2 separate regions of the Homo sapiens genome follow, and region 1 is linked to region 2. A link is a loop called in an ENCODE intact Hi-C map of the cell type or tissue named here. Cell type or tissue: IMR-90. All regions are shown on one strand. Each heading gives the region's core, and the rest is flanking DNA. Links, peaks and the distances in the headings are about the cores only. Region 1 has its middle 120 kb from the start of STMND1. Region 2 overlaps LOC105374951 (a long non-coding RNA gene).

The links. Peaks named below come from ENCODE experiments on the same cell type or tissue, not always from the same donor. Only the 100,000 strongest peaks of a DNase experiment are listed, where the experiment ranks them.
Region 1: it touches region 2 in a loop (1.8-fold over the local background); 2 of 110 quality-filtered maps call a loop at or near these places.

The regions. Positions count from the first base shown.
Region 1 is chr6:16,973,971-16,990,173 of GRCh38, reverse strand. No RefSeq gene overlaps it. Among named protein-coding and RNA genes, the nearest start is that of STMND1, 120 kb to the left of the region's middle. In IMR-90, for the core only: no CTCF peak of the experiment used is centred there; a DNase peak (open chromatin) is centred at 7,153.
Region 2 is chr6:17,026,996-17,043,198 of GRCh38, reverse strand. LOC105374951 (a long non-coding RNA gene) reads right to left here. Exons shown (of 3, transcript XR_926534.3): 3 at 8,974-9,360. Among named protein-coding and RNA genes, the nearest start is that of STMND1, 67 kb to the left of the region's middle. In IMR-90, for the core only: no CTCF peak of the experiment used is centred there; DNase peaks (open chromatin) are centred at 10,068 and 10,358; H3K4me3 peaks cover 672 bases; H3K27ac peaks cover 791 bases.

The DNA of each region.
Region 1 (16,203 bases), core at 6,016-8,515, 50 kb after region 2:
TGTAAAAGTGGAAACCCCTGATAAAACCATCAGATCTCGTGAGACTTGTTCACTACCATGAGAACAGCATGGGGGAAACTGCTCCCATGATTCAATTATCTCCCACCGGGTGACTCCCACAACACATAGGAATTATGAGAGTACAATTCAAGATGAGATTTGGGTGGGAACACAGAGCCAAACCATATCAGGGCAGGAGGTGGAGGTACTCCCTGGTAGAAGGACTGCATTTTCTCTGTGAAGTGAAACGCAAGGATGTACAAAGCCAAGAAGCAAGAGGGCAGAGGAGAAGGCCGGGGACCTCAAGGAAAGTCATGAAGAGTTGTAACCACATGTTGAGAAATAGAAGAAGGAATTGGTCATGAACATGTAGAAGAACACCTTAGAGGCAATTGCCCCACCCCCACACATCTTCCCAGCTGGAATTCTGTGGCTTATTCTGAGTGTCAGAATACCCTCCTGTACTGGTTCCAGGAATCAGTTGGTCTCTTGGGTCTCTACTCAAAATCTGCTAGGAGGAGCCATTTATTTCCTCCCTGTGCTTTTGGATGGGAAGGAATAGCTTCCAGCAGAGGGCTGCAAAAAACACTGCCCCTTGGAAACAAAAGACACTTTCTTTGCTGTCCCTGCCTGCCATTCCCTTTGCAGTATATCTGGCCAGTGGGGATTAAAACATTCTTTTCTTTTTTTTTTTTTTTGAGACGGAGTCTTGCTGTGTCACCAGGCTGGAGTGCAGTGGCCTGATCTAGGCTCACTGCAAACTCTGCCTTCTGGATTCCAGCGATTCTCCTGCCTCAGCCTCCCGAGTAGCTGGGATTACAGGCGCACACCACCAGGCCCAGCTAATTTTTGTATTTTCAGTAAAGACGGGGTTTCACCATGTTGGCCAGGATGGTCTCGGTCTCTTGACCTCATGATCTGCCCGCGTTGGCCTCCCAAAGTGCTGGGCTTACAGGTGTGAGCCACCACGCCTGGCCTTTAAAACATTATTTTCATGCTCATCAAAATTGTTTGCAGACTCAAAACTTTAAATGTCCACTGACTTTTCCCTTTACCACCAACTGTTTGTAGGGGTTACACTGAGTTGTTTATTCTGTGGCAAAAGGCTCTGGGAAGTGGTGCTTTTTATTGTCCTTGGAAGAGCTTTTCGTAGTTATTCTGACTGTTCCCTCATTCCATTTCCTGGTTATTATCAGAATATCTTCCTGTCATAGCCCATGTATTAGATTCCTAAGACTGTCATAACAAAGTACTAGAAACTGGTTGGCTTAAAACAATAGGCACTTATTCTCTTACAGTTCTGGAAGCTAGCTGTTCAAAATCAAGGTGTCAATCAGCAGGGCCATACCTCCTCTAAAAGCTCTAGGGAAAATCCTTCCTTGCCTCTTTCTAGCCTTTGCTGGTTGCTGGCATTCCTTGGCTTGTAGCTGCATCGTTTCAATTTCTTTCTTTGTTTTTTGAGACAGGGTCTGACCCAGGCTGGAGTGCAGTGGCACCATCATGGCTCAGTGCAACCCCTGCTTTCCAGGCTCAAGTCATCTTCCTATCTCAGCCTCCCGAGTAGCTGGGACTACAAGTGCATGCCACCATGTTTGGCTAATTTCATGTGTTTTTTCTTTTTTTTTTTTTTGATGGAGATGGGGTTTCATTATGTTGCCCAGGCTGATCTTAAACTCCTGAGCTCAAGCAATCTGCCTGCCTTGGCCACCCAAAATGCTGGGATTACAGGTGTGAGCCACTGTGCCGAGCCATCATTTCAATTTCCCCTCTGTCATCACATAGTTGCCTTTCTTCTGGGTGTGGTGGTCCATAACCATGCTTTCATGTGGCCTTCTTTATTTTTCCTTGGAGACAGGGTCTTTCTATGTTGCCCAGGCTGGAGTGCAGTGGCTACTCAGAGACATGATCACGTGGCCTTCTTATAAGGACACCAGTCATTGAATTTATGACCTCATCTTAATTACATCTGCCACAAACTTCTTTCCAAATAAGGTCATGTTCTGAGGTTCTAGATGGACATCCATTTTAGGAAAGGAACACAATTCAACCCAGTACAGTCATCTTCTAATTTCCTGTTATTGACATACTATGAGCTAGGATATCAGTTTAGTCAAGCATAGTCTGTTCTCCCTGAGCCTTCCCCAGAATCTGAGAATCAGCCTGCTGTCCTTAGTCTTCAAGCTGGCTCCAAGCCCTACTCTGTTTTCTGGTACTCTGAGGCACCAGATTTCTCAGTGAAGAAATCACTCTCTCTATTGTGAAAGAAAGATGTGGAAGGTCCAGCCATGTCTACGCTCCTCCAAGTGTAGCTCACACAAAGACGGTGGAGCACACTGGGGATTCCCAACCTGTGGCCACTCCCCACAGAGCCTCTAGACGGGGGTCTTAAGGGTTTGCCTGGAAGTAGTAACTACTAGTACCTAGAACATTTTCTAGAATCTTCATACCAAAAGAAAGCTATCCACCAAACTGAGACCCCAAAACTCTATTAAAATGACATATTAAAACTCAAGTTATTTTGGATGATAGAGTATGAGTGCTTGTTGATAAGTATATTTCATTGCTACAGATCAGAAGTTTCCTTTTACTATGTTTTCCTTTTTGGCCATGCTGAGTTGGAGTCATTTGCTGGTAATTTATCCACGAGGTATAATTTTTGTACCTTCCTGATTTCCATTTTTAATTTGCAGACTTCTACTTGACCTACTTATGAGGAAGTTAAGGCTTAAAGCTGTAGGTCTCTTGTGCCTTCCTCACCCCTGTGCAAAACCACACAGATAGATGTGACTTTTCCATGTTGAACTGCAAGGAGTGTCCCTAAGGGAAGAGGAAGGTAGACAAACTCCCATGTGCCCTCCTCAGTGACTCTGTATTCTCCATAACAAGACCTTGTCTATTGTCTACAGCTCAACTACGAAACCTTTCTCTCAGCTCTTGCTCTGATGCTGAGGGGGCATTATTAACAGGCAGGGTAGGCTGGGCACGGTGGCTCACGCCTGTAATCCCAGCACTTTGGGAGGCCGAGGCAGGCAGATCACGAGGTCAGGAGATCAAGACCATCCTGGCTAATACAGTGAAACCTCCTGTCTACCAAAAATACAAAAAATTAGCCAGGCGTGGTGGTGGGCACTTGTAGTCCCAGCTACTCGGGAGGCTGAGGCAGGAGAATGGCGTGAACCTGGGAGGCGGAGGTTGCAGTGAGCCGAGATCGCGCCACTGCACTCTAGCCTGGGTGATAGAGTGAGACTCTGTCTCAAAAAAAACAAAAACAAAAACAAAAACAAAAAACAAAAAAACAAAAAAACAGGCAGGGTAGCCATTGCTTAAGGCCTTAGTATTTTCTCTGGGGTAGGTTCCCCCCAACCCATCTTCAAATACAACAACTCCCTACCTTCAGTCAAGAACATATGGGAGTAAACATGATGTGAATCAAGAGAGTTGAAGTGGATGCCAGACAGAAAAATACAAATAAGAGTATTTATAGGATGGCAGGAAGGGAACTTGAAGCGAAATGTACAGAGAAGTAAACAGTGGGGTTTGTCCAACAAAAGATTTACCTCTCTACATTTGACTTTCATTCAGTCACTGTATTTTAGCCAATCCTTGATTTCTTCTACTTCCACAAATTCATATTATACAGCACTTCTGTTTCTTTTAGCATTGATTCTCACTTTTAATCCACCTTGGCCTTCTTTCCCCCTGCTGGAATATTTATGACTGGGTAGCTTGTAGTGATTTTGGTCATGCATTAATTTATCTCTGAACACTTTCTATTTCCTCCGTGGCTTTCTCCTCAACAGCTTTATCCTGTTTCATTTCCCTCAGCACTTTCCCCATTCTTCCAAAATTAGCTCCACTAAAATTTAATGTCTTTAGTTTCCCTTCTGCTGTGGCTTCAATCCTCCCTGGTATAAACACAACTATTATTAGCTAATCCCTTTGCTTGTGGGCAAGTTTGTGGCTACACGCCACCCTCCACTCCCCCGACCTATGCCCTTGGTCCTAAATCCAGACAAACACAGCTGAGGTTGCCTTGTGCTGATGGTTGGCATGAAGAGCTGGGCTACGTGATGCACGCACCTATTGTGTAAGTTTTCCCTGCTCTTGGAGTGCCCCAGTTTATCGTAGAGCACAGGGTGTTTGGCTAACTGCTCTTCCCCCTTCTGATACTAACCACTCTGCCTAAGCAGCTATGACAGTGCATCCCACAGTTAAAACGTAAATTCCCTTTGGACTATGAAAAGGGAATGCACTGAAGACATCCACTGACTGATTTTTTTTAATGTGCTGCATTTTCTGACACTGCTGAAACATTCACGTGGAATGTGCACGCTCTCTCTTTCAGCTTTACCACTTTCAAGATGTTCTGTCTGGGCTTGCTCTCTGCTGTGTTTAGGGTATTTTATTCAGCATTAAACTTGAAAGCCTAATTTGATGGACATGACTGAAAGATTGATGCAAAAATTGTTGCTGTTTATGCTTCCAGCCTTCTGGAATAGTGGAAAAATACTCACCTCTCCTGAACATTTGCTCCGCTATGGTTGCCAAATTATCTAACAGCCAGTCAGTATCCAATTTGACAGCATGGTATTCATTTTTTTAAAAAATTATGCATTGCGGTGTCTGTTTCTGTCTATGACAAGTTCCTTTAATTAATAATAATAATAATAATGCTTTGTCTTTACATAGTGCCTTTTAATTCAAGAATCTTCAAGTGCTTTGACTATCATTGCCTCCATGGAATCTCATGGAAAAGGAGACGAGGACAGAGGTTAAGTTATAAGAAGAGCAGAGCTGTGTCGTAGGTTTCCAGCAGCCCTCAGCTGCACACAGGAAGGTCTTTCCTCCCCAGTTCAGTGTTTTGGTGTGGCCCATTTTTTCTTTTCTCTTCTCATTCCCATGCTACCAGCCCCTGCCCGGCCCCCACTTTCTTGATTAGGAGCCACCCCACCCCTTCCAAACTCCTCTCTCTGCATTTCTCCCACTATTCACTAACTCTCTAAGGATGCTGCTGGGAACAAGTGAAGTCCCTTCACTCTGTAGGTGACATGGTGTTGAAATTCGAAGTCCCTTTTTTCTCTTTTGTTGTTTCTTGATCTCACTGGTATGGTGTGGGATAGTAACAGGTTAGCACAAGGACTGGATGAGAGATATTCTTTCTTCTCTAAAGAGAACAAAGACAACAGTTCTCCATGGTCCTTCTTATTCAATACTTCACTTGCATAGCCCTATCTAATATCTGTCACTCCTTCGCTTGTTTATGAATAAATGGAAAACATATAGATTCAGTTTATTCCCACAGATATCCTTTTTGGGGAAGATGCTGTGCTGTAGAGGTTGGGCTATAGGCACAAATATAAGGTTAAGACATGTTGCCTGCCCTTGAGGAGCTTACCGTTAACTAGAAGATGGGATTGAAATAAGTACACACACTTCTAGGAGTAATACAGACCTTGTTAAGAGAAGTAAAAAGTTTGGTACCTATTTAAAGAGGGAGGACCACACACATCCTTGGAGGACCCGAAAAATGTTTGATTAAAGAGGCAAAAGTTGAAATGGGTTATACGAGACTTGAAAGAGTTACAAGACTGAGATTGGGGAAAGAACAGTGTAAAAATACACTGAGAACAGAAACAGTCCACTTTGGCTAAAGGGCAGAGTATAAGTAGGGGGATTTGAGAGGAAAATTGCTAAACAATTGGCTGACATTTTATACCAGCAGGTCTCAGTTGTGGATGAAATGTTTCTATGTCAGGCTAAGGGTAAAGACTGGCCGCTGAACAGAGCAAAGCTGAGATCAGAGGTAATGTTAGGAAAATCAATCTGGCAATGGTGTGTAGAATAAATGAGAATAAAGAGAGTTATGCGTAGAATAAGCGGGAAATAATTTTAGAGATGAAAGAATTGAGACCCAGAAACATTGTATCCTTGGGCTCAATAGACCCGATAACTTATTTCCAAGGCCCTGAAGTCACTTATTTCCTGGTTGTCTATGCAACCAGATCAGGAGCCTCCATTGCTAACTGTGAGAATCTCAACAGCAACATCTCTTAGAGCAATGCAAGTAGCATTTGTGTCATTATGGGGTAGATACAAAGGAGTTCTTGGGGAGGGGTTATTGGAAGGACATTTCCCACATAGCTAAACTAACACTCATGTCCTCTTCCCTTGTATAGACTTAGTTTCATGAAAAAGAAAAGCTATTTTTCCAGTAAAAGATTTCTACCTAAGTTATTAAAGCTTGCATTTTAAAAAGTAAGGACTAAAAAATAGAAGAATGAGAATTGACCTGACATGCATATTTCAAAATTGTATCAAATATACTGCTGTCTGCGTAGAGAAATAAGGCCCTTTGGTTTAAGTGTGTGAATTTCATTGCCCTGTTAACAAGGATCCTGTTCTGGAGATTGCTGGAGCCCTGCTATACTATGGAAGTTGTGAAGCGTGCCCTCTGGTTAGAGTTGCATTGGCAGGGTAGGCAGGGTCACATTGTCTCTTTAAGCCTTTATATGGTAAGCAAGGGGGCTGGAATGGAAGGTTACTGCTAAGAAACCAGACCTTAAGAATGCATTTTCCTTTTGGGTACTCTGTGATTTACTACTTTTTTTGTTTTTTTTTGATCCTATTCACCAGGCTGCGGAATGCAGTGGTGTGATCATGGCTCACTGAAGTCTTGACTTCCTGGGTTCAAGTGATTCTTCTTCCTCAGCCTCCTGAGTAGCTGGGACTACAGGTGCCTGCCACCATACCAGGATAATTAAAAAAAAATTTTTTTTTGTAGGGACGGGGTCTCATTATGTTGCCCAGGTTGGTCTTGAACTCCTGGGCTCATGTGATCCTCTCACCCTGGCCTCCCAAAGTGTTGGGATTATAGGTGTGAGCCACCATGTCTGGCCTAAAATTTCTATTCTTTATTGTAATTTTTGAATTAGTCTTGGAAGTTGAATAGCTAACAAATGCTCCAATTGATGTCTGCATGCCATTTGGATTAGGATAATAGACACTGAGACAAGCAGTCTTACTCATTTTCAATTTGTAAAAAGATGAGTCTCTTATTTGAGTTCAGTGATTGTAACCTTGTGTGTGTGCATAGCATGTGTATGTGTGTGTGTCCTGGAGTTTCACATCTGCTTTCACAGCACTTTGCCAACCAACAGACCAGACTGCTTACCAAATCGACAGCTGCAACCTAAGCAGGATAAGTTGCCAGAAGTGACTGTTTTGGGGGTTAGCTCATCCTGCTGAATGGAACCTTCTCCAGGGTTTGTTAGAAGTTTTTGTTTTAATTGGACCTATGTCAAAAGCCCCCAGATACACGAAGTTGTTGTAACTTAGCCAGCCGCCTTAGAAAATCAAAAGCTGTATAATGCATCTCATTTATTCCAAGCACCATGCAGTCACTGTGCAACAGCCTTTGTGACTATAGAATGAGCCAGAGAGAAAAATATGGCCAAACATATACCATGCAAGCAAATTAAGCTTGAAATTTCATTTTTAAAAAAAACATATATTTTTCAATATCTGATGTGACACAGGTTATCCTGTTGGTTAAGATTAACTAGGAGGCCAGGCGTGGTGGCTCATGCCTGTAATCCCAGCACTTTGGGAGGCCGAGGCGGGCAGATCATGAGGTCAGGAGTTCGAGACCAGCCTGGCTAACATGGTGAAACCCCATCTCTACTAAAAATATAAAAAAATTAGCCAGGAATGGTGGCGGGTGCCTGTGATCTGAGCTACTTGGGAGGCTGAAGCAGGAGAATCACTTGAACCCGGGAGGCAGAGGTTGCAGTGAGCTGAGATTGTGCCACTGCACTCCAGCCTGGGCAACAGAGAAAGACTCCATTTCAAAAAAAAGAAAATTAACTAAGAAATCTTGGTATGTTTAAATAGCCGTTTGGCTGCTAGTAATGGTTAAGCCTGTTACTATCAGTTCAAGAACTGTTTGTAAGCCACCATGCCCAACTAATTTTTGTATTTTTTGTAGAGACGGGGTTTCCCCATGTTGCCCAGGCTGGTCTCAAACTCTTGGGCTCAACCTATCCACCTGGCTTCGCCTCCCAAATGCTGGGATTACAGGTGTGAGCTACCACTCCCAGCCTTATAATACTGTTGACCCTTGGACAGCATGGGTGTGAATTGTGCAGGTCCACTTATACACGGATTTTCTTTTGCTTTTGCCACCCTGAGACAGCAAGATCAATCCCTCCTCTTCCTCCTCCTCCTCCTCCTCAGCCTACTCAATGTATAGACAGTGAGGACGAAGACCTTTATGATGATCCACTTCCACTTAATGAATAGTAAATATAGTTTATCTTCTATATTATTTTCTTAACATTTTCTTTTCTCTAGCTCACTTTATTATAAGTATATATATAACATATATATATGTTATGTATATACCAGTAGAAATAGGTATAACATACAAAATATGTATTAACGGATGTTGTTATCTGTAAGGCTTCCAGTCAACAGTAGGCTATTAGTAATTAAGATTTGGGGAGTCAAAAGTTACACATGAATTTTTGATTGCACACAGCATCAGTGCCCCTAACCCCTGTGTTGTTCAACGGTAAATTTTATTTTGAATTTGCCCCCGAATACACAATTAAAATGAGTTTTTTTCAAAAGTTCTATATGAGCCCCTTTTGTAAATGATCATTAAAAATTCCACAACTACAAGTTTTTTTGTTTGTTAGGTTTTAAAAGTTTATTTTATATTTTTGAATATAGATATAAATCTAAGAAAGAGATGGAGAACTTATCCCTCTCCAATTCCCCAAATGAACATTTGGACCTAGAGTATGGATACAGCCAAAGAATCCTTATTTGAGAGTTACTAAAACTGAAGCACTCATCAATTTGCAAGTAAGTTGACATTTTCCCCTCTCTTAAGTGTGGAATTTTTCCCTTAAATACCATGACTTCTGCCGAGATCATATGGTTCAGTCTTTTCAGTTTCAAAGTTTAGAAGTTATTTAGAGTTAGTGACCATGTTATGTTGACTATTACCTATCTATTAGGACAAGTTGGGAGCTACTATGTCAGTTTCATATAAACAAAAGTTCTTTTGACTGTGTTTCTCCAATCTTCTGTTTTCTCATGTAGAAATGTACCAGTGATCATTTTCTCAGGTGATTGGGCTGGACACCACTTGGCTCATATGCTCACACGTCTCAGACTTGTCCTTCCTCTTCCATAGCTGTTCTTTTTCATCCACCCCACTCCTTCCTTAGCCCTCTTCTTATTCTGTGTACTTTCTCTGGGTGATTCAGTTCACCCTCTCCTTGACTCCAAGCACCCCCATGAGTCTCACACCTTCATGGTCAGCTCAGACCTCTCTCCTAAGCTCCAGATCCATAACTCCAGCCACTTCTTGGACACCTCTCTTTAATTATCTGATGGGCAGCTTTAGCACAACATTTGCAAAACTGAACTTCTATCTTCCTACGCAAGTGCACCAACTAGAAACCTGGGACTCATCCTAGATCAAATCCCATCGGTCATTATGTTCTACCTTTTCTTCTCCCCAGATCTCTCTCTGATCTATCTCTTCTTTCTATTCTCATAGCTACTCTTTGTGACTAGGCCTAGATCATCTCTCTCATGAATTATTGGCAAAGCCGCCAGTCATCCAAACTTAAGAATGGGCTTCTGCTGACCGGGACCTGCTGGAAATCTCTGTGCCTTGATTTCCTGTCTCTCTATCTTAGCCAGAGGCAGAGGCTGCTACTTTATTAGGGAGCACACACAAAGAGAGACATAGGGGCAGACAAGGAGAGAGACACGGAGGGAGGAAGAATCAATACAAGGGTGTGTTACTGCGTTGGCTATTGCTAAGTGTGACCGATTGCTTGAGCCTGGAAAACAATCTTCTGAAAAGCCACAGAAATTCATTCTCAGAACCATCCTTCTACGGTGGGGAGAAAGGGAGAACTTAACCCTGTGATGTAATAAGTTTCTGAACGTACAGATTGAGGAATTGTGAGTGCTGGGGAGGATCCTGTGATGTCCCATGCGTTGATATCAACAGGGAAACCCCATGGTGGGAAGTGAGAGGCACTTGGCCCTGGGGAGAAAAGCAGGCAACCATCAGTATGCACCTTTATTGAGTCTGCTAGAGCCCGTGTAGTGCTATCTGCCATGGCAGCAGCTGCAGCAAGAGACTGGAGACTGAAAAGATCTGAAGTGGTACATGAGAGATGCATGATCTCCCTACAGCAATGATGGACTGCTTCAATAGCCAGCTGCCCAAAGCATAGATGTCATCTTGCCCTCCTCTGCTTTAAATGATTCTTTATCACCTAAAGCAGTGGTTTTCACGCTGTGGTTGACAGAGTCCTAGGGTCTAAGGCAAGGAGAAAGTCAAGGGCAGACTTTTGATCCACCACCCCTGCTTCACTAGGGAACAAGAAATCAGCTGCAAACTACAGCTTCAAAGCCTTCACATAGAAAAGGTGGCATCCACATACCTTAACAGCTCATCCATCTATTGACTACATTGAGGTCGAACTGAGATTTGAAGGGCAAATAGGAGTTAACTAGGGAGGAGGGAAGAAAGAGCATTCAAGTTGGAGGGAGCAGCATGTGCAAAGTCCCTGTGGCAAGCAGGAGCATGGTGAGTAATGCAGACAGAGGAGGGCTGGTGAGGCTGGGGCAGAGGTTGGAGAGAATGTGGGGCCAGATGAGAGTGGGAACAGGGCAAGGGCAACCTGGGCACATTGGCTTCAGTAAGAAGCTTCATCTTAAAAGCAATGGTGAGTCATTGAATCCTCTGGGAGAAGGGATGATGAAAAAAAATCTGAGTTTTAAAAAGATTATTCTGATCATGTATCTGAAGAAAAGCTGAATTGAGTGGCATGGCTCTGCAACCAACATGCTAGGGAGAGTAAGAGGCCAACAGCTCAGGGGCTGACAGCTAAGCCTTAGAGGCTGCTTGGGAGTTCTAGATAAGCTCAGAGATTTGGAAGCCTGGGGATGGGACAAGGAGGTCATAGAGTGTGGGAACTCAATTCTAGAGGCATTTGCCAGAGCCAGAGTTATTAGCACTGGTGACAGCATGGCACCTAAAAGAACGGGTGGGTCAAGCTATTCCTTGCAGATACTGGGAAGACCCAGAGAATGTCCTTACCAATGAAATGGGGAGACATCTTGAAAGCCTGGGCAACTCTCCTAGAGATGTCTTTCAGCTAGAAGGGATGACAAGGTCATGTGTTTTCTGCCATTGGCATAAATGCAGGGTAAAGAGCAAGATGAACTTAGCAATGGAAAGTAAAGTATGTGGTATTTAAATTCAAAGTCAATACATAACCAACTGAGTCAACCCAGTAAGAAGACTCACTTAAGATCCCTTCAAAATTGATTCATCTTATACAGTTTGATATTTTTGTAGACATCAGCTTCCATTAATTAAGGGAGTTACACATTTGGAAACAACTGCTGATCTTGATCATGACTACTCCTCATGGCTCTGAAGAAGGAGAGCTTTGTTCGGATGTCATTTTTTGACTCAGTTAAATACAAGAGAATTGCAATTAGAATATTAAAACAAATATATAAAGTGCAAGTGTATAAATTGACAATAGGAAGTGAAGCTTTGGCTAGCCCAGACATTTGCACTGGCCTGAGAAGTCTCTTCTCTCCCTTTTAAGCAAGTTCTCTGGGAAGCCAGATCATTGCAGGGGGATTGGTAAGCATGGCATCAGAATTGGATTGGAATTTTTAATGGCATAGAGTCTGATAGTTGTATACATTCCCCCTCTTAGATGGGGACATACTTCCTATCACCCAGAGAGCATCTTCTCCCTTAGGCAGTGCTTGGATAGATGTTGCCAAATTTGATCTCTATGACTTTTCTTTCTCTTTGCCCCATAGTCTTTTTCATATCCTGCCATAGATTTCTCACATATTTTCCCACACAGATGAAGAACCACAGGTCACAATTTGCTATTTCTTTATATCAAGAGCTCCCCACCAAGTTTAATATAAGTGAAAATCCTGATGCTTTTTTATGATATAAGAACCAAACTCAACTACCCTCAGCCTTCGTTATAGCAAGTCCTGTTATTTAGAAGTTAACCAGTTGGAAATTCAATGCATAGCAGCCTCTGATGAATGAACACAGCCATTCCATTTATCCGATCACAAATGTGTCCTTCTTCAAAGGTGAGTAATTTCAATTTTCATGCCCCGGCTGCTGAATCTGCAGTACTTGCTCTTGTAATCACACATCATTCTGGATAAACATGGAGGCGAAGCCAAGAGAGGAGAATCAAGGGTATTATTAGCAGTTCTTTTCTTCTTATTCCTTTCCTCTCATCATATTTCCCTTCCCACCACGCCAAACCCAGCTTCCACTCCTCCCGGCCCCAGTACATATGCACAAAATTCCACTGAGATAGAAAAACAAAACTTGGGGTGGTGTGAGACCACACACTGGGCAGATAAGACAGCTTTGATGAGACTTTGTGCATTGCATGTCCATGCTTCACCTACAACCATTTCTCAGTCACTTTTCCAGATCTCCTGCCCCATCTGCTTCCTTTGCTATCCTGTCTCCCCTTTGCCTAACTTTTGGCTTCAACTCTCTCCTCCATTACTTTGCCCTTTCTTCCCCATCTGGCATCAAAGGCATGTAGGGGTGTATGTGTTGAGAGATTAAATTGGATTGGATGGGACTAGAATCCATTGAAAGCCAGGATGAAAGCCATCTACCCACACCCCAGAAACAGTCCCCTAGAAAGGATATAAAGTTGATGAGAACCCCAGGTAGAATCCCACAGCCCTATCATTTTGACTTTTGTTTTCTTTTCCAAACTGGATCTTCCCACCCTACATGACTTCTTCCCTTAAAAAAGGAAGCAGGGATGAGATGACCTCAGTGTGCTCCTGTACATTCTGCTTCCAATTACTTCAGGATCTAAAGAGATAGAGGCTTAGTACTGGCCCCACGGCGTGGCTGCTAAAGCACCATATCATGTCATTTAACCCCAGACCCTTCCTTTCACCCATTTGATGAAACAGCAGATGGTATCCTGGCCTGGGCCCTTCCTGGGCATTAAGCATTATAGAGATGGATATTGGAGAGAAGATTCATTAAGGACCCTTTGACTGACTTTTATTGGTTTCACATAACTCTGGTGACAGAATCATTTCCATTTGAGCAGCTGAGTAGACGGATACTTATCAAATAAAGACAGTCAATCATGATAAGCTAGGCACTTGATAAATAAAGATCATCCACCGTAACCACGTTGTTTTGAGGTATATTTTTGCAGTGCCTCTAGTTATACTGAAGATCCTCAAGTGTTCTTTGTGGCTGTGGACTTTGGCCTGATATGGCTCCCTCCCAGTACATTTTACAGGTACATTATTGTAGCACCTCAGTGCTCAGATATAAATGCTAAAAACAGAACGGAGGAAAAAAATTCTACTTTAAAATAATGACAGGTTGGCAGGTTGAATGGTGGGGTAATAGGAACAAGAGGAATTATCTGCTTCAATGATACTCATTCCACTGTCGCATTCACATTAACACTACAGGCATGACTGAGACAGAGTTCCTATTAACACGCCCATTCCAGTTCGCTCTGTTTCCTCTGTTCTCCTATACTGATCAGTTCCTTTAGAATGTGTCCTCAGGCTGAAATTTTCCCTGTTTGACATCAATTCAAGGTAAATTGACTGCAAAGTTTGAGGCAAATTCTAATTGTGTTCATGTGTGCTTCACAAAGTGTACAAGCCTACTCTTCCACTCAATTTTCATACTCTGGAGCCTTCTCCACAGCCCACATAGAGTCACTGACAATATTTGATAATACACTGTTGCCTGCTGCATCGCCTAGGGCTGAATTGCTTTTAATTTTGTCCATTTAAAAAAGGGAGATTAAATGTCACGACATTATTGTGTCAAGCTACATCATGTAAATATGGTAGAAATATTAGCAAAAATATTAATTGGATCTACATTTACATTACGATAAACAGATTAGAAGATAGATTAGATATAGATAGATAGATTAGAAACAGATTAGAAGATAGATATAGATAGATAGATGAGATAGATTCATGTTGGTTTCTGTTGATTTATATCATCATACCATCAGTGATAAGTTTGACAAAAAGAACAAGAATTGTACCAAAAGGCCTTTATATATTCCTTCTTGCCCCTGCAGATTAAATGGCTCATAGTCTTCTTTGGAAGAACATAGATTCTCCCTTTGGATGGCAGGAATTGCCTGTTGATTTGTGTCCAGTCTTCCTGGATGGAGAATTTTCCAAGCCACATTGGCGGGGCTCTAACCAAGGATGTCCAAAACCTGGTGGGCATGTAACCAGGAAGACGTTTTTGAAGGTTATCCCAGTTCAAAGCCATCTTGCTGCAGGGTGGCAGAATCCCAGTGGGCTGGGACACCAGTGTAGGAAGCTGGAGTGAGGGTGGTAGCAAGGCTGACCGGGATATGGGAACTCGTGAACAAGTCAGGGTGCCTGAGTTTTTGTTATGGAGTTTCCGTGAAGCTTCCCAATCGCTGGGGATGCTTCTTTGCATGATCCCAGTCCAGGATGTTCTCCTTCACTGCACTAACCTTGGATGGGGTAACCATTCCAGCCTTGCCAGGATGAAAATGTTATCATATTGTTATTCTTCATTTCCCTTCCCCAAAGAATAAAAAGGCACTTAACTAGATCTTGTAGGCAGAGAGCCCTTTCTTCCAAGTCAACATGTAAACAAAACGCACAAGAAAGAAACAAAACCACTTAGTCTTGTCACTTACTCCATTCTAGTTTCTTCATTCTATTCTTCATTTTCTCAGATATAGAAAGAGAAAGAACAAAGCCTGGATATTTTAAAAGATGTGTATATCTTCATCTAATTCGATGAATGTTATTATCCCAAACATTGGAAAGGTGTTAAGAAGAAATTGTTTATAGCTTAAACTGCCTAAAAAGCAATACTGCTTCAGTCTTGTTAAATCAATTACTCTCTGGGCTTTCGGGAGTTGGCAAGCTATTTTTGTATGCCCTCAAAAAGAGCTGAAGTTGCAGATTTATTATTTAAAACCTCTATGATTGCCACCCTCAAAAAAATATATATATATAATCCCTTCTGAAATCCAGATTGGACCATTTCAATAGCAAACACATTCATTTATTATTTCTGGCACTTCCTTAGTGTTAAGGACTTCTTTGGCCATTCAGTCAGGCCCAGCTTTCATAATGAAATCTATCCCTTAGATAAAGGAAAATAAACAGACTTGGTACCTTAGGCTAACGTGATTTTCCGACTTTCGAAGGGCAGCAGCTTGTTTATTTTTTTTTTTCAGCCTGATAAGTTTCCAAGGCAAAATGATTTATCTCTGTCCAGTTCTTCTTGGGATATTCACTGGGCAGAAAGTGGATTAAGGAAGAAGTAGAGAATGGACTGAAATAGAAAGAGAAGGAACTCTAACGGCAATACTGAAAAGAGGATGGCTTAACCTGATTACTGTGTATCCTCTAAAGAGAGCAAAAATCAAATTAAATTGGAGAAAAAGAAAGTAAAAAGAGAAGGAAATTGCAATATTTTGGTCTAAGGGAGATTGCATTGTAGAGTTAATGGAATTTAGATGGCAACATCATTTTTAAAACTAGATTGGCTCATGCCTGTAATTCCTGAATGTACTGTTCACAGGCAAGGTTTGTGTGTGTCTTTTCCTGACATGACATGAGAAAAAAAATGTTCATGAATGATAATTGCCTAGTGCCAGCAGTCACACAATTCCCTTTCAAAAGAGAACAGGGAAAAGAACTGTTGCCAAGGTAAGCTTGGAAGTGTGAAGACCCAGAGCTCTCCGTTATCTGAGCCTCCACCCACAGCTTGTCATTTCTTCCGAAAGCATCTGTCTGGCACCTGGGAAGCTCCCTTCCTGAGCCTGACTTGGAGGCACCACCCAGCTGGGATTCACCTCTCCCATTCACCATGACTGTGTGAGCTTGGGATGCTCATAGTTCTTTGGGGGAAGCGTCCAGATGTGTCACTGAAAGTTCTTGTCCTCAAGAGATAAGACATCTAGACACGTGAGTGACGTGGTAAGTCCAAGATCGAATGTAATAAATGCCAAATTAGTGTGCAGACTGGCTATTCTCAACTTCGGTATCACATCCCCATAGGTTGTCATGGTCAATGAGGAGAAAGGAGTGGAGTTAGGGCTATCATTGCTAGAATAG
Region 2 (16,203 bases), core at 8,833-11,332:
AAAACTGGTGAATGGCATGCAACTTTCCTATTTTTTCTTTCTGTATTTCCCTGATTAGTCTCTGGGTAGCCTGAATCCTGGAACTGCATAACAAGCACGGGCAGAAAAATCTCCAGAAAAATCCCTGTTTTTCTAAGCAGAAGATAAGGAAGGGGTGGGGCACTTCAGGACAAAGAGAGTACGGGAAATCCCCTGTTTTCTCCCTCTCCTGCCCCTCCCATGGGGCAATGCCCAGTCCTGACGATGTATTACTGCAGCCCTGTTGGTGGCAGCAGTGGTGAACAGGCAACTAAATCCCTCAGAGAGAGAAAAATCCTCTCTGAGGAAAGAAACGAGGAAAAGGATCCCTGTTATCTGAAAGGGTGGGGAGAGCCTTTTGCTTCTTTTCTCTTGCCGCTTCACCCTGGAAATGAACCATGCCATGGAAAGTGTATAACAGAATGGGGAGAATAAAATCCTGTATTTCTAACTAAGAGACCAGGAAAAGGGGACTCTGAGAGCTGGAGGACATAGAGAAATCACAGAGGAGGGAGCTTGAGAAAAGAATCCCATAAATCTCTGCATGAAATCTCAAGTCCACTCCCAGATATATCTGATTGGAAACAGAAAACAGAAGAGGGAGCACTTTCCAATTCATTTTAGGAGACCAGCATTACCCTGATACTATAATGAGACAATGTCAGCACAACAAAACAAAACTACAGAACAATATCTCCCATGTAAAGATGCCAACATTCTCAATAGAATATTAGCATATCAAATTCATCAATGTGAAAAAATAATAATATGCCACATCCACATGGATTTTATCTCAGAATGCAAGGGTGGTCCAACATTTGAAAATCAATGAGGTCCACCATATTAAAAGACTAAAGAACAAAAAGCACAGTATCATCTCAATAGAGGCAAAACAAGCATTTGAGAAAATCCAAAACACCTTCATGATACAAACACTCAGCAAACTAGAAATAGTAGGGTTTTTTTTTTGTTGTTGTTTGTTTTTGTTTTGTTTTGTTTTTAGACAGAGTTTTGCTCTTCTTACCCAGGCTGGGGTGCAATGGCACAATCTCAGCTCACTGCAACCTCCGCCCCCCAGGTTCAAGTGATTCTCCTGCCTCAGCCTCCCGAGTAGCTGGGACTACAGGTGCGCGCCACCATGCCCAGCTAATTTTTGTATTTTTAGTAGAAACGTGGTTTCGCCAGGTTGGCCAGGCTGGTCTTGAACTCCTGACCTCAGGTGATCCACCTGCCTCATCCTCCCAAAGTGCTAGGATTATAGGCATGAGCCACAGTGCCTGGCCGGGAAATTCTTTAATCTGATAAAGGACCTCAACTAACAGCCTACAACTAATATCAGACTTAATGGTAAAACACTGAATGTTGCCATTCAGTCTGAAGATCAGGAGCAGGACAAAGATGTAAATTTTCACTGTTTCTATTTCACATCATGCTGGAAGCTGTTGCTCATGCAATTAGGCAAGAAAAATAAGGCTCATACATATTAGAGAGGAAGAAATAATACAGTCTCTATTCAGAGACAACAGGATTACATAGATATATATAGATAGATAGATACTATATAGATATATAGATAGATAGATATTACATATATATATATATATAATAGATAACTATATAGAAAATACTGTTATTTAGAAGTTCCTAGAACCAACAGGTGAAATTAGTAAGGGTGCAGTATGCCAGGTGATCATACAAAAATCAGTCTTACTTCTACATATTAGCAATGAACAATTGGAAACTGTATTTTTTTTTTAAAGCACCATCTACAATAGCTTCAAAAGCTAAATATTTAGGTATAAATATAACAAAAGACATGTAGGATCTATATGCTAAAAAGTACAAAAGGTTGGCCGGGCGTGGTGGCTCACGCCTGTAATCCCAGCACTTTGGGAGGCCGAGGCGGGTGAATCACGAGGTCAGGAGTTCAAGACCAGCCTGGCCAACATGGTGAAATCCTGTCTCTACTAAAAATACAAAAATTAGCCAGGTGTGGTGGTGGGCACCTGCAATCCCAGCTACTCAGGAGGCTGAAGCAGGGTATTGCTTGAACCTGGGAGGCGGAGGTTGCAGTGAGCTGAGATGGCGCCACTGCACTCCAGCCTGGGTGACAGAGAGAGACTCCATTTCAAAAAAAAAAAAAAAAAAAAAAAGTACAAAATGTTGATGCTAGAAGTCAAAGTAGACCCCAAAAATTGAGAAACATGCTTTGTTAATGCATTGGAACACTAAATATAGTTAAGATGCCAATACTTGTCAAATTGATCTATAGATTCAAAATGATTCCAATAAAATAATCCCAGCAGAATTTTGTGGAAATACACAAACTGATTGTAAAATTTAGTGAATATTAAAGGAACTACCATAGCCAAAGCAATTTTGTGAAAGAACAGCCAGAGGACTCCCATTACTGGATTTTATGACTTATTGGTAATCTAGACAGTGATTTTTGCATAAGGATAGACACATAGCTCAATGGAATAGAAAATACAATCCAGAAATAGAGCCACACAAACATGGTCAACTTATTTTTGATAAAGGTGTAAAGACTAAATGGAGACAGGAGAGTTGTTTTAACAAATGGTCTTGGAACAATTGGTCATCTATATACCTTATACCTTATAAAAGATTTTACTTAAAATAAACTTTATACTTAAGCCTAACTTTATTTTTAATTACAAAAATTTTAGAAGAAAACAAGAGAAAATCTTTGTGGTCTTGGATTGGGCAGTTTTTGGGATCGTGTCACCAAAAACGCGATCCATAAAAGAAAAAATGATAAAGTAGACTTAAAAACTAAAAAATTTTGCTCTCTGGAGGACAATGGTAAGAGAATGAAAAAACAAGTGACAGACAGGGATAAAATATTTGCAAATCTCATATGCATCAAAGGACTGTTACCTAGAATGTATAAATAACTCTCAAAACTCAATGAACAATTTAAAAATGGAATCTGGGCTGGGCGTGGTGGCTCATGCCTGTAATCTCAGCACTTTGGGAGGGTGAGGTGGGGGGATCACGAGGTCAGGAGATCGAGACCATCCTAGCTAACACGGTGAAACCCCGTCTCAACTAAAAATACAAAAAATTAGCCAGGCGTGGTGGCGGGTGCCTGTAGTCCCAGCTACTTGGGAGGCTGAGGCAGGAGAATGGCGTGAACCCGGGAGGCGGAGCTTGCAGTGAGCCAAGATCGCGCCACTGCACTCCAGCCTGGGTGACAGAGTGAGACTCCATCTCAAAATAAATAAATAAATAAATAAATAAATAAATAAAATAACAAAATAATAAAAATAAAAATGGAATCTGAATAGACGCTGTCCAAGTAAGATAGAAGGTTGTCAAATAAGTACATGAAAAAATGCTCAACACCATTACTCAGTGGGAAAATGCAAATTAAAAGCACAATGAACTACCACTATGCATCTATTAGAATGGCTAAAACAAAAATAAATATATAAAACTTACAATCCCAAGTGATGGTGAGGAAACAAAGCAACTCGAACTTTCATACACTGCTGGTGGGACTGTGGAATGGTGCAGTCATTCTGGGAAACAGTTTGACAGTTATAAAGTAAAATACACCCTTAACGTATGATCCAGCAATCTAGGTATTTAACCTAGATACATAAAAATTCATGTTCACACAGAAACCTGTACACACATATTTACAGAAGCATTCTTCATAGTCACCCAAACCAGGAAGCAATCCAAATGTCATTCAACGGATGAATGCAGTTACAAAACTATGGTGTATCTACACAGTGGAATATTATTCAGTGATAAAATGATACCAACTATGTGGATGAATCTCAAATGCATTACGCTGACTAAGAGAAGCCAGGATCAGGGCCATGTGCTGCACTGTCTCATTTATATTACATTCTGGAAAAAGACTACCAGTAATTGACGGGGGTAAGGGTGAGGGAAGGTTTGACGACAAAAGGGTAGTATGAGGGAATTTTCAGGGGCGATAGAACTGTTCTGTATCCTGATTGTGGTGGTGATTTCATGAATTTGTGCATGTGTTAAAACTCATTGAACTGTACAACCAAAAGAGCTATTTTTACAGTATATAAATGTTAAAAACAGGCAATACTATACTTAGATTATAAAGAACTTCAAGAAAGTGACTATGGCTGGACGCAGTGGCTCACGCCAATAATTACAGCACTTTGGGAGGCTGAGGCAAGAAGATCCATTTGAGCCCAGGAGTTTGAGACCAGCCTGGGCAACGTACTGAGACTCCCATCTCTACAAAAATTTAAAAAGATAAAAAAATAAAAAAGAGCGTACTATAAAATTCAGGATAGTGGTTGCTTTTGGTGAGGTGAAGAAGTTGTGTTTGGATTGCGGAACGTGGAGGAAACTTTTAGGGTGGCTAGCAAAGTTCTGTTTTTCTTCACCTAATACTTATTCCTTAGGCTGTACATTTCAGTGGCTTTTCTGTATCTATAGTTTATCTAACAATTAAAAGCTATGTAGATATTGAGTAAATAAAGTATCAACAAAAACTTCAGTATGGTTTTACATGTCAAACTAAAGAAGAAAAACGGTAACAATGACTACAACAGCATGGGGGATTGCATTCCCAGATATCAAATATTATCACAAAGTTAAGATGATTAACATGTGGTTTTAGTTTAGGAAGATACATGACCTAATTGAGCAACAGAATAGAAGAGAGAGTTGAGAAGCACACTCATGCATATGTGGCAACTTCAGTAACACAGAGCAGACATTTAAGAGTTGAGGGAAAGGATGGATTATTTAATTACTTGTGCTAGAACAATTGATTATCCAGATTTTAACAATCTCACTGCCTCATACCATACGCAAATATAATTTCCAGTAAGGTTAGCAACTTAAATGTAAAAGATGAAAATTATAAACATTTAATATAACAGAATATCATTATGACTTCCAGGTAGGAAAGCATTTCTTAAGCTTCAAAAAGCACGAAGTCTAAAAGGAAAAATATGTAAATGGAAATTAAGGACATCTGTTTTATCAAACTCTATCATAAAACAACTGAAAAAAGTCCATAAATTAGGAGAAATTATTTTCTCAAATGATGAGTGACACAGGATTAGTATCCAGAAAATCCAAATTAGAATGAAATTGAGATGCCACTGCACACTAAAGCGACTGTCAAAAATCGAAAAGACAATACCAAGTATTGACAATGATATATATACAACATCAGGAACTTTCATCTACTGCTGGTGTGAATGTCAACTGGTACAACCACTTTGGAAAACAATTTGCACTGTCTAGCAATGTAAGAAAAGTGCAGAAATGATTAACATGAAATTTGAAGAGGGACGAAAAAGGAGAATCTGGATGGGGAATTCAGAGAAGTTCTAAGATACTGGTAACACTCTGTCTCTTAAGCTGGATGACGAGTATTGGGGCATTCGTATTATTAGTAGACTTTACACACTAGCATACATTTTGTACACTCCTTTGTGTGTGTGATCTATTTCATAGCGGAAAAACCTTCTAATGGCACATTACCAGCAGCATTTTCAAATACGCTAAACGACTACATATTATTTATTAAATGTAGGTTTTCCTAAACACCTATGTTATGCCAAGTATGTGCAAGATCTTTTGAGTTATATACGAAAAGTACTATTTGAATATTTTACATCAAGAAGGTATTTATGTATTTGTATGAAAAGCTGAATGAAAAGTCAGAAAAATACAAAGCTTGTTTCCTGCATAAAAGATTTAGAATTTTATTCAGGAGATGAGAACACACATGAGGGGGCCTTGGAGACCTTTAGACTGCTCTTCAGGAAGGGGATATGGTATGTCAAAGGTGTGCACTCTGGGGAAGAACTAACGCAGCATCACTGCACCTCAAACAACCTACATCACCCCAGTCACATGTAAGGAAAATTTCATGAGGCTTTTAAGTCCATTTGTTCCAGAATATAAAAACACTGAGCAATATATTTTAAATAGAAGTGCAACAGGCACATTGGCTATGATAAACAGAAATTTGTTTTACAGGCAGTTTCTTAGGGTTGCTCTATTCTAAATGGTGAAATACACCTACTTATGTATTTAGCATAAAGAAGCTAAAGGAAGTAAGACTCCACCTTTTTTTTTCATCCACTCCATTTTATTATAGCTCACCTGCATTTCAACTTTCCACCATAATCTTGGCACCTTGATATCCTCCTACTTCCTGCATTCTTTTTAGAAATGGATCAGTGAAAGCTTCTTAGCTTACTATTGGATTCAGAAGATCCAGTGGATTGCTCTCTGATGATCTTTTGGGGCTCACAAAATGGACTCCCATTGGGATTTCTGCATTCTCTTCTGAGTCTCACAGTTGAAGCTGAGTATAACTATCAGGCCATGGTGGACACAGTGGCTCCTGCCTATAATCCCAGCATTTTGGAAGGCTAGAGCAGGAGGATCACTTGAGACCAGGAGTTTAAGACCAGCCTGGGCAACATAGTGAGAATCTGTCTCTACAAAAATTTAAAAAGTTAGCCCAGCAAGGTGGCATGCACCTGTACTCCCAGCTACTTGGGAGGCTGAGGTGGGAGGATCACTTGAACCCAGGAGTTTGAGGATACAGTGAACTGTGATTGCACCACTGCACTCCAGCCTAGGTGACAGAGCAAGACCCTGTCTCTAAAACAAAACCAAAACCAAAACCTAGGTGGGCATATAATTTAGTATCCAAGATGGGACACTTTTGAAAATGTCATTGGTGATTACTTGAGGTAATTACTTGAGGTATATTACTTAAGTATGTAAATTAGGGCCATCCTGGACAAAGAGGGACACATGTCATCCTAGTCATTACCAAACAAGAATGCATTAAGAAACTCAATCAGGAGGGCGATGGGCACTGAAACTGGATGAGGAGTGGTGACAGGTGCCATGGATGTTTGCCCAGGTAAAGAGACGGAGACAAGGTGCCGTGATCACTTGGTGAACTGCACGCACTGGGTGTGTAGTAGAATGGGACAGCCTCTGTGAGCCTGTGCTTTATGGCTCGTGGACATACAGATTCCTATAGAACAGCACAGCACAATCAAGGTTGTGTGTGTGTTGGAGGTGACAGTGTCTCTGTTTGCAGTGTGACTGTCTGCATGTGAGGGTGTGTGGCAGAAGCGGCTTTTGTCAAAGTCCCCTTCTTTTTGCTCACTTTCTGGATATTGCTCTATTTTTACAGTGATGCTGAGTTTTACAGAGTTGGCCCACTGCCCGCCTTTCTTAAGTAGGCATAAAATCTGCATTCCTTCTACTTTTTCTTCCTGAGTCCTAACAGTTTAAGAAGTTATACCCATAGGTCATGAGTGCATGTGGAGGTGCTGGTTAGATATCTCTGCTTGAGAGAATGGACAAAATCAGAGAAGAACAGAGGGCTTTGCAAGGCACTGAGAAAATAAATGCATAATATACAGCCAAACAGAAGCAGAAAGTTCCCAGGAACAATCTTACCTTAATATACAGCAACTCTGCCCTCAACTCTTCCCCTCCGTACCTTGCTCATTAGTCTCTGCTATGCACACACCAGATGTTCTTTCATTCATTAACTAAACATAGTTACTGAGTCCCTGCTATGTGCCATTCTACATGCTGGAGATAGAGTGTTGAACAAGACAGGCAGGCTGTATGCCTTCATAGCAGTGGAGGCAGACAATAAACACACTAAAGTTGAGATGACGTCACAGAGCGCCGTGTGCCTTGTAACTGTAGAAGCTTAATTAACACTTACTGAGTGCTTACTCTGTCAGATGTTGATTTACATGATCTGTGTCTGTTATTCACATAATCCTCTCAGAAGTTTTATGCTGCAAGTGAAAATATTATCATCTCCATTTTATAGACGAGAAAACCGAGGCACAGAAAGAAGGATTAGGTCACTTTCCAAGGTCACACTGTCAATAAGTGGTAAAACTAAAAGGTAAATACGGATCATCTGATTCTTGAGTCCACATTCTTAATGATTATATCACATGAACTTCTGCACTGCTTGAAGGACAGACAACAGGCCAGCATAAAAGTAGAAAGTGCTGGGTGCTAAGAGGCAGTGTCTGGGTTGAAGAGCTTGCTTTAAATCGGGTGATCAAGGAAGACCTCTCTGAGGAGGGGGCATTTGAGTTGAAACCTAAGTAATGGGAAGTTGTTGAACATGCAAAGATGTGAGGGTAGAATTTTCCAGGCAGTGCAGTCAGCTAGTCCAAGGATGCTAAGGCAGAAAGAACCTGAATCGTTTGAGGGACAGAAAGAGGGCAAATGGGGTGGTCATGATCTTTGTGAAAAAGGGATCCAAATTTAAAAGAGAAAATTCTGGTTTACTATCTTATCAGTTTCTTCATCTATACAAAGGGATGACATGTTTCTCCAGCAACTATTTGGTTACTCAGTGGAATAGTTCTTACAGGCAAGTCAGGATAAATGCTTGATTCTTTCCCCCTTGCAATTATTATCTTTATTAAAGCTCAAATTGTTCCATATTTGACCTTACCCTCTTGTTATAGAATAAAAAGAGATCATGGTAGCCATTATTATAATCACCGTTATTAATAACACATCCATAGTAAATAAAGCCTGGCCAGCTTGCCTTTTTTCATAAGAACATGACCCTGTTCTAGTCAATGCTTAATCAGAAAGGCACTGTGTAGCGAGCACAACAGCCATGTAATTTGAAGTTATCACATCTAACTTGTAAGGTAACTATTCTTGTCATCATATAGATAAGGAAATGAAGGCTCTCAGGGGTTGAATAATATTACCAAAAACAAATATCTAATGTAAGTAATAAGACCGCAATTTTATTTTTTATTTTTTTGAGACAGGGTCTCTCTCTGTCACCCAGGCTGGAGTGCAGTGGCACGATCATGGCTCACTGTAGCCTCAATTTCCCAAGTTCGGACGATTCTCCTGCCTTAGCCTACCGAGTAGCTGGGACTACAGATGCACCACCATGCTCAGCTAATTTTTGTATTTTTTGCAGAGATGGGGGTCTCACTATGTTGCCCAGGCTAAGATTGCCATTTTAACTCAGTTTTGTCTTGCTTCAAAGCACAAAGTGTTTCTTCTATACCATACCTCTTTGCAAACTCATCCGGAGCAGGCAGGGAGCAATGGTTTTATCTATATTGTAGTATCGCCTGCAGATGCAGACACTGTGATAAATCTTTTTTAGATGGAGAATCTGATGAACATGATGATAATACCGGAATGATGATGATAAAGTAGAACAAAGTGAATTGGAGAAATGAATTGCTTCAGCCATGTTCCTGTCCTCAGGTGTTCAGCTGCTTCTGATAAAAGCACAATCTTCCACTGCAGTTAACGCTGTGTAGGCTTGGCCTGAGAGAATCAAGAATAAAGCTGATTGCAAACTTGGTGCATAACAGAGAAAATAAAGACATCATTTACTGACTGATTTGGACTAAGAAAAGATGTATTTACTTGCAGTTTATTATGTTGAATGTGACAGGCATACATTTGTGCTTTTTATTGAATGATGACTTACTACATACAGGAATTGGTGCAATTTGTAATGCAGATTATGTTTTTAAACAAAAAAGGGTGCAAATACACTGATGGCTGTCACATGACTCGCTCTGCACTTCTCAAAAAGTGGCTGGAGCGTGGGCGGAACGACAAATATACCCTAGATGCACAAATGTAATTTCCAAAGAAGAAGATTCTGGGCAGCTTCCAATTCAGTCGGGCAGATTTAGACAGAAGAAATCCATGGCTAAGAAAAGCTAAGTATCCTAAAATAGCAGGAATTGGAGTAGGATCATGTGAATCACTCCCATTAACTGCTGAGATGCCTCCAGACAGAGCAAGAAGAGCCACAGCTAAAATCAGGATGTGGCGTGAAAGCGTCCATGTTGGATCTCTGTAAGATTCCTAAAGTTAAATACCTGGGAATCCCATTTTTCTTCTAATGATGGGAGGTGGGAGCATGGGAAAGACGGAGGAATCTCCATTCTATGTGAAATGCAACGGAATGAGGGCTTGGCTCACAGCTGATTTTCTGAGTAATGAGTTTGGTGACCTCACCAGCTTCTAGGCATTGGGCCAGATCTTGTCTCGTGATGCACATTTGTACAATTCCTCGAGGATGCAGACTTGGGTTTTCCACTTGAAGTGAGTTTGTGAATTTACAAGTGGGCAGGCTTCAGTCTATTTTCCGTGATAATCAACCATCATATTTGTTTCCTTCAAAACATAACTGCAGTTAAAACATCCTAGTTTCTTTGAGATAAAGGCAAATTTTATTAATTGCTTTTCTTCATCTGACTGTTTGGGCTTTACAGCTCACTTCCTCCAGTGATCCAGCCATTAAGGAGTGTTCATTCATGCTAACAGCTTCCATTTAAACTGCTTGTGACTAATATTAGAGGGAATGGATGATTAAAGGGGCAACCCATGCAAATATTTGAAAATAAATAGAAACGTTTTTATTCCGAGGCTTTTATTTGCCTTGAGGGAAGGCAAAGCTGGGCATGACATAATTTTCAAATTATGTTTCATGGCTTTTTCATCACTTCAAATATGAGTCTCTTTTGTTTAACAGAGATGTCGTGGCCTGGGAAAAATGACACGTCAGAATGGTTTCTTCTCTTACGATCTTGGCGCTTCACAATTAGTAATAATTCTGCTATGGAGATTTTGACTCTGACCTCCCCCAGTTGGTAATTTACCATAGACAACTTTCCCTCCTAATAATCTGTAGGGCCTACCCCCTAGCTCACACCTGTTGGAAAGCCCTGGCTCTTGTGCGAGAGCCCCCCAGTGCATTTCAAAGAAAGGCTCAGCTTGCCAGCTCTTGTCAAAAGTTATCACAGACCGCGATTCCATTTAAGGCCCGGGCGCAGCATCAGAGGCCAGAACAACTCTACGTCTATACTGCAAATCCCTGCCCAGCGAATTCATGCTGCAACCAGCGCACAGCAGCGGGCCGGCGCCTGTTTTGCACGGTGGTGAGGCGGCGGGTCTATTTTTAGGCAGCTGATGGTAGATTTGCCTTCCACAGATCTGCTTTCCCCCCTCTGATTACAAAAAGAGGGCCTGCGTCTGTGCAAATGAAAATCAATGGGTGAGCCAAGGAGTGCCAGCGCGCTCTGAAGCCCTCTTTGTTCCTCAAAGGCTCCAAGCCTCTGTGCGGCGATGCCCCGCCTTGCCTCAGAAGCTGCCTTGCCTCAGAGGCTATTTGGATGCAGAGGTGTTTTGACCAAGGGCATTTGGTCTTGTTTTGTTTTGTTTTGTTTCATGTTCCAGGCAGGACATGAAATAGGAAAAAAGGAATGGAAATCGCCATTTCCACCCTCCCCACAACTTCCCTGCCATGACAACTCGCCGGCCTCGCGTGTACCTCCAGAGCCCTCTAGGACAAGCCTGGGGGCTGTGTGGGTGGCAGCAGCAGTAAGGAGAAAGAAGCGGGAAGAGAGGCACCTGCTTGTCCTCAAGTAGAAGCAAACGAGTGGCCTCAGTATCCTTTTCATTCTCCTCCTGAGCCACTGCCAGCTTGAGTGAACTTTCCTAGGACTAGTACTAGTGTCTGTGGGGAAGGGACTGCTGTAATAAAGTGCCACAGATGAGGGCTAAACAGCAGAAATGGATCTCTCACAGTTCTGCAGGCTGCAAGTCTGAGATGAAGTATCATCTGGGCTTGTTCCTTCTGAGGACTGGGAGAAAAAATCTGTCCCAGGCTTCGCCCCTGGCTTCTGGTGGTTTGCCTTCAGTCTTCAGCGTTCCTTGGCTTGCAGAAGCATCACCCCACTATCTGCCTTCATCTCCACTTGGAGGTCTCTGTGTGTGGATGTGTCTGTGTCCAAATTTCCTCTTTTTAAAAGGACACCGGTCATGTTGGATTAGGCCTGTCTTAATGACCTCATTCTAACTTGATAACCTCTATAAAGGTCATCAGAATGTGACCTTTTCCAAACAAAGTCACATTTGGAGGTTCTGGGGGTTAGGACTTCAGCATATCTGTTTTGAGAGGACACAATTCAACCCATAACAGAACCCATGTTGAATTTCTTTTATAAATTCTATCATCTGTGCAAGTGCAACCTCTAGCACATTAGTCATGATGCTCTTCCCCAATTCGGGGCTGCTGCTGTTCTTCATGGGGTGGGATGATGGGTGCTATTGGCATTCTTTGAACCTGGCATGCCAGAGAAGAGTGAGAAGTTTTCCTTGCCTCTGGCTTTATCTTTTCCACGCTTCTCTCTGAAGAGAAAAGACAATTCTGAGGCTACTAACTTGGCATTTGTGTCGAGGGTCAAGGCCCATAAGGGAAGGTAGGTTTATTCAGCCAGTGCTTGCTGTAAAGACCCACAGTAGCTGGCTGGCCCTGAAGGCAGAGCCCTCTGCTCCTACATAGGCAAAAGCAAATTGTACTGGCAGCTTCCCCTTCTCCCCAGATCTGCCACTCACACCTATGCACCCTCCTTCCACCTGCACACCAGAAAGGGTGGGGGAGTCGGCACTGTTGTGGGTGTCCCAGATCAGAACTCACTTCCTGAGTCTCAGGTTTGCAGGTGGTATTGTTTCTTACCTGCTGGACTCTGCATCTGGCCAGCCTGCCCACTGGACCAGCTCTCCAGGCTACGTAGATCAATAGGGACTACCTGATTCTTTATGTACATTTTTTTCTCAGGAATTTGATTCCTTAATTATCATAGTTACAACCAGATCCTACCTGGCAAGCAGCCTCTGGGGCTTGATCCCACCTCTACTGAGCATTTCAGTGTCCCCTCCTAGAACCTTTCTGTTTACCAGAGAGCCAACGGGGCAGTGGATGTGGAAAGAAATGGTTGTCTCGCCTTCTTCACAGGCTCATTGGCTGGAACAAAGGCTTGCTGTGACCTGTGTGATGTTTCACAAACATTAGGTGCTACTATAATCAGATAGACCTGATGACATAATATGCAATATAAACAGAACACTATATATTCTTGTCAACGTGTGGTTCTCAGGCTAGCCCAGTGCATTAGTCAGGGTTCTTCAGAGAAATGGAACCAACAGGATGTATATGTAGTAGATGGATATAAGGGGCGATTTATTATAGTAATTGGCTCATGAGATTATGGAGACTGAGAAGTCCTATAATCTGCTGTCTGTAAACTGTAGAACCAGGAAAACTGGTGGTGTAATTCCATCTGAATCCGAAGGCCTGCGAACTGGGCTAGCCAATGGTGTAACTGCCTGTTGAGTCTGCAGGCCCAAGAACTATAATAGGAGCTCTGATGTTTGAGGGCACGAGGAGATGGATGTCCAGGCTGAAGGAGAGAGTATTTGTCCTTCCTCCACCTTTCCATTCTGTGTGAGCCCTCCGTGGATTGGAGGATGCTGCCCACAGCCATCATCACTTAGTGAGTGATCTTTACTCAGTCTATTGATTCAAGTGCTAATTTCTTCTGGAAGCATCATCACAAACAACCCAGAAATAATGTTTTACCAGCTCTCTGGACATCCCTTAGCCCAGTCAAGGTGACACACAAAATTAATCATCATACCCAGTAAGCTATTGGTCATTTCCATTTACAAATGAAGAGATGTAGATAAGAATTTAAGTGAAGGTGCAGAGTCAGTAAGGGATCCAAAGTTAAGATTTTGGATTCAGAATTAGCATTCTTTCCAACGTTCCAGAAGGGATGGTCACAAAAATGTGCTGCTCAGATCTTCTGCTGTCATGAGTATATATCACCAATGGCCATGACTGCTGTACTCCAAGTCTATCTCTGTGTTCATGCCCAGGCCACATTTCCCCCAAGCTGCTACAGCCAGTGATTTTTCTGGCTCTGCAGGGTCCCAATGCAACCTTTTCCTGAGAAGGGCCAGTCTCCTCTTTCTGACATTAGCTTGAGGACTCCACAGTCACTGGATGGGGACTTTCTTGGAACTCTGCTGCAGTCTGAGATTCTCCCTGCCCCACCCTTCCTCCTCTTTTTTACAAGAGTCTTCCAGCATTGTGTTCTAAATACTGTCCCCACTTCTATGGACTCTCTCCTCTTTTTCCATCACAGACATTTACCCCAATAAATCTCTTGCATGGCTAATTCTGTCTTGTTATCTGCTTCTCAGAGGATCCAAACCAATGCACTAGGCTTCCCCTTTCTCCCTATAAAATGATGACTGCTAATGTCAATTCATTATTTCTGTAATATTTTTATGTACTCAATATTTTTAAGGATTGGATGGGTGGGAGGAAGGATAAAGAGGGCAAAGAAGTAAAGAAGCAAAAGGGAGGAATAGAAAACACTTACATGCTATGGTCTTTGCTTCCAAGACAAGACAATTGCACATGAATGAAACGTAAGGGAGACATAATATAGCTATATGATAAAGTGGCAACTTACGTGTAGAAGACTGTAGGAATAAGTGGAGATAAACAATAAGAAACCTGGAGTTTTTAAGAAAGATAAGTCACCAAGGAGATGGGTGAATGCCAAAAATTGGGCTTTGAAAGATGGGTAGGGCTGGGCACGATGGCACATGCCTATAATCTCAGCACTTTGGGAGGCCGAGGCGGGTGGATCACCTGAGGTCAGGAGTTTGAGACCAGCCTGGTCAACACGGCAAAACCCTGTCTCTACTAAAAATATTAAAAAATTAGCTGGGCGTGGTGGCGGGTTCCTGTAGTCCCAGCTACTCGGGAGGCTGAGGCAGGAGAATTGCTTGAACCTGGGAGTCGGAGGTTGTAGCGAGCAGAGATTGTGCCACTGCACTCCAGCCTGGGTGACCGAGTGGGGCTCAATCTCAAAAAAAAAAAAAAAAAGAAAAGAAAAGAAAGAAAGAAAGATGAGGATCTTTATAACTACCAGGTAGATGGGGTGGCATTTCAGGTGAGGGAAACAACATTGCAGGTAGAATAACTATGTCCCTTTCTGTCTGTCTTAGACCAGTCAGGCTGCTGTATCAGAAAACCATAAACTGGGTGGCTTACAAACAACAGAAATTTATTTTTCACAGTTCTAGGGACTGAGAAGTCCAACGTCAAGGCATTGCAGATTCGGTGACTGGTGAGGGCCCACTTCCTGGTTCATAGACTGCTGCCTTCTCATTGTGTCATCATATAGTGGAAAGGGCGGGGGAGCTCTCCAGAGCTTTTAAAAGGGCACTAATTCCATGTATAAAGACCTAATTACCTACCAAAGGTCCCGCTTCCTAAGACCATCACACTGGGGATTAGGATTTCAATATGTGAATTTTGGAGGGACAAAAACATTCAGTCCCTGGCATACAAAATACCTGGAAAATAGTGAGATGAACTCTAGGACTCTAGACATTCTGAGGTTAATAGACCAATTTGTGCCTCAGGTATCTCACGTGTAACGTGGCGGGTAATAATACTGTTTCACAGAGTTTTTAATGTGGGTTAAAGATTTAAGATTTTTTAAAGCATTTAGAACAGTTCCTGCAGCAGAGGAAGTGCGATTTAAGTGTTTGTTAAATAAATAACTGGAAATAAGTTTAAATCTGGGAGGCAGAGAGAAGGAGTTTGAGGTGAAGAATGGAAAAAGCCAGAAAACAATGCAAGGAAATGCATTCTGGCAGGAAATGTAGCAGGAAATGAGAGTCACTTATTTGCAGAGGAGAAATAGCATGATAGAGATGGCTTTAGAAAAGCTTTCTCTGGTACTGATATGAGGTAGAAATTAGAAATGGGAAACCTAAGACAAAGAAGACCATACCTCAACAAATATTTATTCTATCTTGAGAGTATATGTACATGTATCAAGGGAATGAATAAAAGAAGAGAAGTAAATATGATCCCAAACTTTAAAATGTGGATTATTGAAAGGATGTTAGTGTCATTAATAAAGACAGAAGAGAGAGGAGATGCTTGCTTGTTTGGGGAAAGAAGACAAAATTTTTGGATAGGATTGGATGGGGAAAGAGATCTGAAGTGACAATGTCTACTGAGTAATTGAAGATATGGAATTGAAGACAAAGAAAGATTTCAGGATCCAGAGTTTGGATTCACTGGCATTAGCTACTGAGATAAACCAAGAGGTGAAAAGCTCACGACTTAGCCATGAAACAGCACTGCCATGCTGGCCAGAGCAAAGTCCCCAAAACTAGCTCTAGTTTACTGCCTACTGAAGGCAAAATAGTACAATGACTCACAGACTACCGATCAGTGTGATACCTTTGTTAACATGTAAATAACCCTGAAAGTATTGAAAC